Linked DNA regions of Homo sapiens: region 1 is linked to region 2. The links are chromatin contacts, found by Hi-C or POLR2A ChIA-PET in ENCODE. All regions are on one chromosome and are shown on one strand. Each heading gives the region's core, a stretch centred on a gene start or an enhancer-like site at or near the end of the contact. The rest is flanking DNA. Distances are from core to core; before and after follow the strand shown.

The links. Hi-C counts contacts between places; a loop is a spot of excess contacts on that map. ChIA-PET counts read pairs that join two places held with the same protein, here RNA polymerase II (POLR2A). Pooled maps may share reads with other maps.
Region 1: a pooled map shows a loop between it and region 2 (5-fold over the local background). The contact joins the promoter of LINC00896 here to the promoter of RTL10 in region 2. A Hi-C loop is called at or near these places in 1 of 168 maps with a recorded cell type or tissue (transverse colon) and 2 of 50 pooled maps. POLR2A ChIA-PET finds 5 or more read pairs at or near these places in 2 of 52 experiments (GM12878 and activated CD4-positive, alpha-beta T cell).

The regions. Positions count from the first base shown.
Region 1 is chr22:20,204,322-20,208,095 of GRCh38, forward strand. It overlaps LINC00896 (long intergenic non-protein coding RNA 896), which reads left to right and starts at 2,011. Exons shown (of 1, transcript NR_026919.1): 1 at 2,011-3,774. It overlaps LOC105372862 (a long non-coding RNA gene), which reads right to left. Exons shown (of 3, transcript XR_938009.3): 2 at 3,652-3,742; 3 at 1,697-1,924. It overlaps LINC02891 (long intergenic non-protein coding RNA 2891), which reads right to left and starts at 597. Exons shown (of 4, transcript NR_038460.2): 1 at 332-597; 2 at 12-178. RefSeq lists enhancers at 2,128-2,367, 3,576-3,774.
Region 2 is chr22:19,853,567-19,856,828 of GRCh38, forward strand. It overlaps RTL10 (retrotransposon Gag like 10), which reads right to left and starts at 1,308. Exons shown (of 3, transcript NM_024627.6): 1 at 1,094-1,308; 2 at 877-973. It overlaps GNB1L (G protein subunit beta 1 like), which reads right to left and starts at 1,308. Exons shown (of 8, transcript NM_053004.3): 1 at 1,254-1,308; 2 at 877-973. It overlaps LOC124905080 (a long non-coding RNA gene), which reads left to right and starts at 1,406. Exons shown (of 2, transcript XR_007068005.1): 1 at 1,406-2,146. RefSeq lists enhancers at 1-416, 1,839-2,318.

The DNA.
Region 1 (3,774 bases), core at 761-3,260, 350 kb after region 2:
GGGGGGCTGACCTGGACCCTCCAAGACATCAGATTGTCCAACTGCTCAGTTTTCATTGGGGCAAGTGCCTCGCTGAGGGTGAAGGGGGCTGTGAGTGCCCATCAGGGAGCCTGGACAGGTCCCGCCTCTCACAGCTGTCCCACTCTCTGGAGCTGCCTTGGTGGCAGATGGCACTGTCCTAGAAAGGTGAGGCTGGAGCTGTCTCTTCCACCAGGGGTGGCCAAGGACGCTTCCAGGGTCTTCCATGCAGGCCTCCAGGGTCACCCTGGGCGTGGCTGAGGGCATGCAGACCACGCTGTGCTCCCCCCCACCCCCCATGCCCGTCGCTTGCCTGACATGCTCCTCAGCTGTCTTGCCCCGCAGAAGCTGTGTGGTCTCCCCTGTGAGTAGAGTCGGGCTCCATGATCCTCCGGAGCAGCGCCAGGGACTCTCCCCAGGCACAATTTTAAAGGGGGCCCTAGGACCTGCCAGGTCCACGGAAGTGGTCCTTGTAACTCTCTCCCTGGTGGCAGCCTCTGGTGCATTCCGGCAGGGGCAGCCCCTCCTCATCACAGGGACCCTGTGTGCCAGGCCCCAGCTGCGTTGCCGCTGAATTATGGATTTAATAGCAGAGAAGCCTTGCAGGCCGCCTGTGCTGGCTCGGGAAACCGGGGCCCAGCCGGGGCCTGTCACGGTCCTGGTGCCGCCCTGCTTCCTGTCGGCGCCACGGAGCAAGCGGAGAGATTTATCTTCCCGGCTTTAAGAGGTACTAACGGAGGAGGCTGAGAGGCAGGAGCTGAATAATTGATGGCCTTCTCTGGCTCAGGATCTGCTGAAAATGACACGGTGCAAGGCAGAGGGGCTGAGAGTGCTGACCACAAAATGCTGAGAAGCCACTCCAGGGCGGTCACGGCCAGAAGGAGGACCCCCACTCAGGACGGGGTCACAGGCATTTGGGGCGGGTGTCAGAGGCTCCTGCCCTGGGTCATTCCAGGGGGCCAGGATACCCAGAAGCTGGGCCTAGAGGCCCACAGGGCTGGCTCACCCCCACTTCCCTCTCACACGCCTGCCATCACCGGTGCTTCAGCCCAGCAACCCCATGGCTCGTTGGCCCCGTCCACAGCCCCCACTGCCTCCTGTGTGCTGGGCGTGGGCCTCTGAGCTCTACTCTCAGCCTCCTTAGCCCCAGGAGAGGAGTGGAGGACAGGGGTTTAACGTGGGGTGTGGTGCGGAGCGGGGAGGGCTGTGGCGCCCCCTCAGCCCCTCCTTTCCTAACAGCCTCAGCCTCCCCCCTGGAGAATCCCCTACCTGCTGGGCACATCTGGCCTCTCCCCACCATTCTGTCTCCAGCCGGGAGATCTCTACCCAGTGAAACAGTGAAACAGGAAGGGTTCCCTGGTTACCCCGCGCAGGGCGCAGGGCATGCAGCGGGGGAGTGGCTCGCTTCTTCAGTGCCCCACCGCTCACACCTCTAGGGGAGCATACAGACGGGCAGGCTGTGGGGCTCTGACCCCATGGCAGTGTCTGGGGGTGAATGTTTACAGCTCTTGAAACCCCAGTGGGAGTGCGTTACCGGGTGGTCTTTTAGTCTAGCGGTCTGTAGGTGGCTGGTGAGAGTGAGCTCAATTAGACCCCTGCCTTATAACAAGGACAGAGGAATTTCTGTATCCCAGGGTTTCTTGCCTTGGTGTACCAAAAAATTGGATCACACGTGGGCTTGGAGAATGAGTGCAAGGTTTTATTGAGTGGAAGTAGCTCTCAGCAGATGGGGGAGCCAGAGGGGAGATGGTTTTCCCCTGGAGTCAGGCAACATTCTCGGGATGTCCAGCAGCTTGTCTTCTTCCACCAGTGTGTTCCTCTCCCCACACAGAGGCTTCTGTCTCTGCCTTGCTAGGGTCTTGGGTTTTTATAGGCATAGGATGGAGGCATGGCAGGCCAGGGTGGTCTTGGGAAATGCAACATTTGGGCAGGAAATGCCTGTCCTCACCTAGGTTCGTGGGGGTGGAGCCCTAGGCAGGGACCACGCCCTTCTCTACGGAGCACTTCCCGTCCCTCCTCTGTATCATTTAAAGGGACCACGCTTTTCCCTTCTCAGCACTTCCTTTCCGTATCAACAGGAGGCCAGGGACTGGCTGGACCCCTAGGAGCCAGGTCCTACGGATAGGTGAGCCGGCCCCCCAGGGCAAACACCTCCACTGGGCAGACCTGACTGCCCAGAGCTGGATTCTTTACTTGTAAAAGGGGCCATGAGTGACACAGGCTCGGCCTGCTGTGCCTTGAGGAAAGGAGAGGCTAAAAATTCTGCCTTCTCTCCTAAAGCCAGCCGGGCTCTTTATGGTGGGGGAAGGAAGGATTTGTTTATTTGCACTCTTCTGAAATAAAAGTTCTCTATCCTCCCTCCTGGCTGGAGTTGGGAGGGCCCCATGGGTGGGCTCTGAGATGTGGCACACGGTACCCAGGGCAGGGCTGGGAAGGGTGGGGTGCAGGGGCCTCCCTGGCTGCAGGGCCCACCCACCAGGTGCCTGGGCTTGCTGCACTGAGCAGGCATGGGCTCTGGCCCCCCTCACTGTCCCTTCCAGGCCCAGCCTGTGTTCAGGGCCCAGGACAGGGTCTGGCCAGCAGGCCCCAGGCCTCCAAGATGTTCTCAGCCTCTGGAGTGTGTGTGATGATGAGCACTCATGGAGCTTCCTGTATGCTGGGCCCTGGGCTTCTGAGAGGGCCACCGGGTGGCGACTGAGTCACGAGGTGGAGGGCCAGTCCCAGGGACTCCAGGTGACCTCGTGTCGGCACCACGCCCTTCTCCCATGGGCAGTCCTGGGCGCCCCTTCCTGGCCTTGGGCCCAGTGGCCTGTGGCCTGACCCCGTCCACTCCTGCTTGGTTGTCCCAGCAGCAGCAGGAGCCCATGCTGGAGAAGGTGTTATGGGGCAGGTGGAGGGCCCGGCTGACTCAGATGATCCCCCAAGTTTCTTTTCAATGAACACTTGTTTAGTGCAGTTTTTCCTCCTCAAATCCCCCTCACACAGGCAGACACCCTCTTGGCCCAGGGTAATCTGCTGAGCCTTTGCTCAAATATAGCAGCTTTGCTGCTTTCTAAACACAACTAATCCAATTTGGGATTTGGGGATTCGAGGTGGGCAGCACTGGGCCTCAGATGAGCCCCCATCACCCCAGACCCATGCAGGAAGAGCCAGGCAGGGTGGGGCCCTGGGGCCACCTGGTGGGCTCAGGGCCAGGGCATCGCGATGTCCCCATCCTTCACACTACGGGGCTTCCTGGCTGCAGAGTTGGGGACTCAGCTGGGAATGCTGGCCATAGAGGCAGAGAGCCCCCATCCTGCTGGGCCAGCCCTGACCTGGCTTCTCCAGGGTGGCCCAGTGTCCCCTTCTGCCCTTCCCCTGGCTCCCACCGTCCACATCCCTCTATCTGCCCACCCTGGACAACAACCAGCACAGTGCAGTGTGGCCCTGCAGTGACACCACCTGCAGAGAGGTCAGGCCCAGCCTCCCCCGTCTCCTAAAAGGCCAGCAGGTCCCAGGAGCTGGGGGTGGGGCCTGGCTGTGGGGCCTCCATGCCCCAGGGGCCAGGGCAGACCCTCCTTAGCCGGCAACCACTGCAGATTCCTCCCCTGGCCAGCACTCGGGGACCTCCCTGCCCCTGCCCCGTCCCCCTACCTTGCCTGCTGAGACATAGGGCTCCACGGGTCTCTCTCCTGGGGCCGGGCTGACTGTGGCCTGCGAGGGGCAGTCATCGTGTTGGGTTTTCCTGCCAGAGGCAGAAACCACAAAATTACCTGG
Region 2 (3,262 bases), core at 58-2,557:
TCCCACATCTCCTATCTGCTGGCCATCCCCCCTCAGGGTGAGTTCCTCCAGGTACCTCCCAGGGTGGCCTGCAGCACTAGAACCTGCCAGGGCCACTGGCCCTACCTCCACCACCCAAACACTCTGGAATCCCTCAGGTCTGACCCCCCTCTGGGGGGGGGGTCTTCACCTGAAAGCCCAGCCCATGACCCTGGCTTCCCACCTTACTGCAGGATTATACTAAGGCCTGGACGTGAGTCGAGTCCAGTCCAGTCCCTCACTGAGCTCTAAAAAAGCAGTGACCCCGATCCAGGGCCCAGCTCCCACCACCAGCCAAGGTTAGGTATCCAGGTTGCCCACAATGACCACACCCCATGCCCGGGAGCCACAGTGTGCTACCCAGATCTCTGCCTTCCCTTCTTCCCAGTCCCCTACCCTGCCCACTCACCTGCGCACCTGTGTCCCCTGCAGTCTGGGAGAAGGCTTCCCTGCACCAGCCAGCCAGGCCTGCTTTGGGCCTGAGCCTTCCTAACCCTGGGCCGCACTCTCACCATTTTGAGAACCTTAGCCCTCCCACGCCTATCAGTCTGTTGGTCCCCCTACTTTTCTCCCCACACTGCCTGGCATAGAAGACTTTCGGCCCTTCTAGACTGGACAGCACTATCCTAAAGGGGCAGGTACCACGGCGCATGTGTGTTTGCCCCCACAAGGCCAAAGGCAGCACCTGGAACGCTGGAGCCGTTCTCTGCTCTGGGGAGACCCAGGAGCCCCAAGAACAAAACCTGCCCAAAGCCTTAAAGCAAGCTGAGTGCAGACGACTGCACCGCCCGCCCCCCAGCAACCGCCATGCAGGAAATACGAGCTCACAAGGCCCACGGCAACAAGAAGCCCACCCACCTGAGGCTACGCGAATCGCCCGCGAAGAGGGTCCTGGGATCCGTAGCCACAGACCGTGGGACGGGCCTCCCTCTGAGGGCGAGAGTCCAGGCGCCACCTAGAAAGTGGAGAACGAGATCGGCCGCCGTGAGGCCAGGCAAGGAGCGGGCGCGGCTTCCCGAGACTGCGAGAACGGCCCAAATGTCTCCAGGTGCCCCCACAAACCCCCGGCGCGGACCGAGAAACTGAGGCCCGCAGACCGAAGGCACTGCGACCCAGGCTGGGGCTCCGAGTGCCCCTCTGCGGATCAGAAGTCGGGAAAAGACGCAGGGGCGCAGCTCCAGGCCCGCGTGCACGGAGTTCAAGCCGGCCGCCCGGGCTCCCGCCTCCACACTGACCCTCTTGCCGGAGTCGGGAACGCCTGCTCCTAGGAGCGCCGCGCAGCGTCCAGAGACCGATTACATCGCGCAGCCACGCCCCCAGCGTGCGCGCGGCCGCCGTGTACGACCCGGCGCATGCTCCCGGCACGCTCCACGCGCTCCTCCCATCCAGGCCGCGCCTGCGCTGTATGCCGTGTGGCCGCTACCTCGCAGGCTCTCCCGGTCCCTGCTGGCGCGGCAGTGCCGCGCGGTGGGTGATGGGAGAGCGCGCCCATTCCCACGCCGCGCCAAGTGCCACGGGATCAGGTGGGGCCGCGTGTACAGGCGCGAGACGGTCGGGCCAAAGCTGCCCCTCATGATCCCCAGCGGACGGTGCCCGGCGGTCCCTCAGATCCGGGAAATCTGCACCCGGCTGTGGCGTAGACCGAGGGGCCGATGCTGCTTCAGCCCGCCGTTACTGCCCTGGCGTCAGCCAGACACTGGGGTGCTGCTGGGCGTCGAGAGGGCTGCTGCGGGGCCGGGCTAAGCCTGGGGGGCTGCAGGTGTCGGGGTGGATGTGGGCATAGCGGGGCTGCTGGGCCTCGTGAGCGCCCTGGAACGGCGTGCCCGCGGAGTGCCTCTCATCACTCATTGCCAGTGCGGGGAACCTTGTTAGGGCCCGGTTCGACGTAGCTGCAGGCTGGGCGCCAGAGGCAGGGGGCAGGCAGTCCGAGAGGACCCTCTACCTGCATACCTGGGGGCTGCAGGCAGGGCCTCTGGGCCTCCTTGTTGTGGATATAATTGTGTGCTTCCCGACTCAGGCCGAGGCTGGACCCGGAGACGACAGCGAGGGCAGGCTACCAAGCCCTCCCCACAGGGCCGTGCCCAGCCCAAGCCTGCCGAGTCAGCACCCAGATCCTGGGACAAGATAGGTGAGGATGAAGTGGTGGTGCTCTTCTCACTTGCACAAGCCGTCCCACGCCACCTCTCCTCGGCTTCACGGTGCCTAGAGAAGAGGTGGGAGAGGGTGCAGGCGCCCCAGCTCAGGATCTGATGCCTGTGGGCCAAGGACCTGGATGCAAGCCAGGAGTCCTTGGGGCCACGGGCAGGCAGCCGGATTCACCGGAAAGTGACGCTTCTCAAGGGGAACACACACGTAACACACCAGCTCCCTTTCTGCCCTGGTCCAGTGACTCCTTTCATGAAAGCTCTCTGAAATGTTATCTGCATTTACACCCAAACTCACTCACTTTGATCCCTGAAACGCGAATCAAAGGTCACATTGTACCTTCCCTGGGTCTGTGGGGCTTTCAGCAGCCTGGGCCAAAAATAATAAAAGTGGCACCGAGCCAGGAAACGCCTCCTTGAAGTGGGAATGAAATTTGGATTTTTTTCGGTTGTATCTTTCCTAATTGACCTGATAATTTAAACTTCCTCCCTCAAGGGAAAGGTGGGGGTTCCCACAAATTCAGCTTACCTCAGCCTCAAGGCAGCTCAGTCTACAGCTCAGCGCCCATCAGCAGAGTGGGCAGTGGGCCTGTGGAAGAAATGAATCCAACTGAGCCAGAAAAGGCCTTTTTTGGTCCAAATTTTTTTTTTCTTTCAGGCCCTCTCCTGTGTATAACTGTCATGCACCGCATAACAACGTTTTGGTCAACTAGGGACCACATATGTAACTGGTCATCCAGTAAGCTATAGTTATTTTATTATTGAAGAAAGAAAATTTTTAGGCCAGGCGCTGTGGAGGCTCATGCTTGTAATCCCAGCATTTTGGGAGCCCAAGGCGGGCAGCTCATTTGAGGTCAGGAGTTTGAGACCAGCCTGGTCAACATGGTGAAACCCTGTCTCTACCAAAAATACAAAAAATTAGCCGGGCGTGGTGGTATGTGCCTGTAATCCCAGCTACTTGGGAGGCTGAGGCAGGAGAATCGCTTGAACCCAGGAGGCGGAGGTTGCAGTGAGCTGAGATTGTGCTACTGCACTCCAGCCTGGGCAATAGAGTGAGACTCCATCTCAAAAAAAAAGGAAAATGTTTAATATAAGTGTGT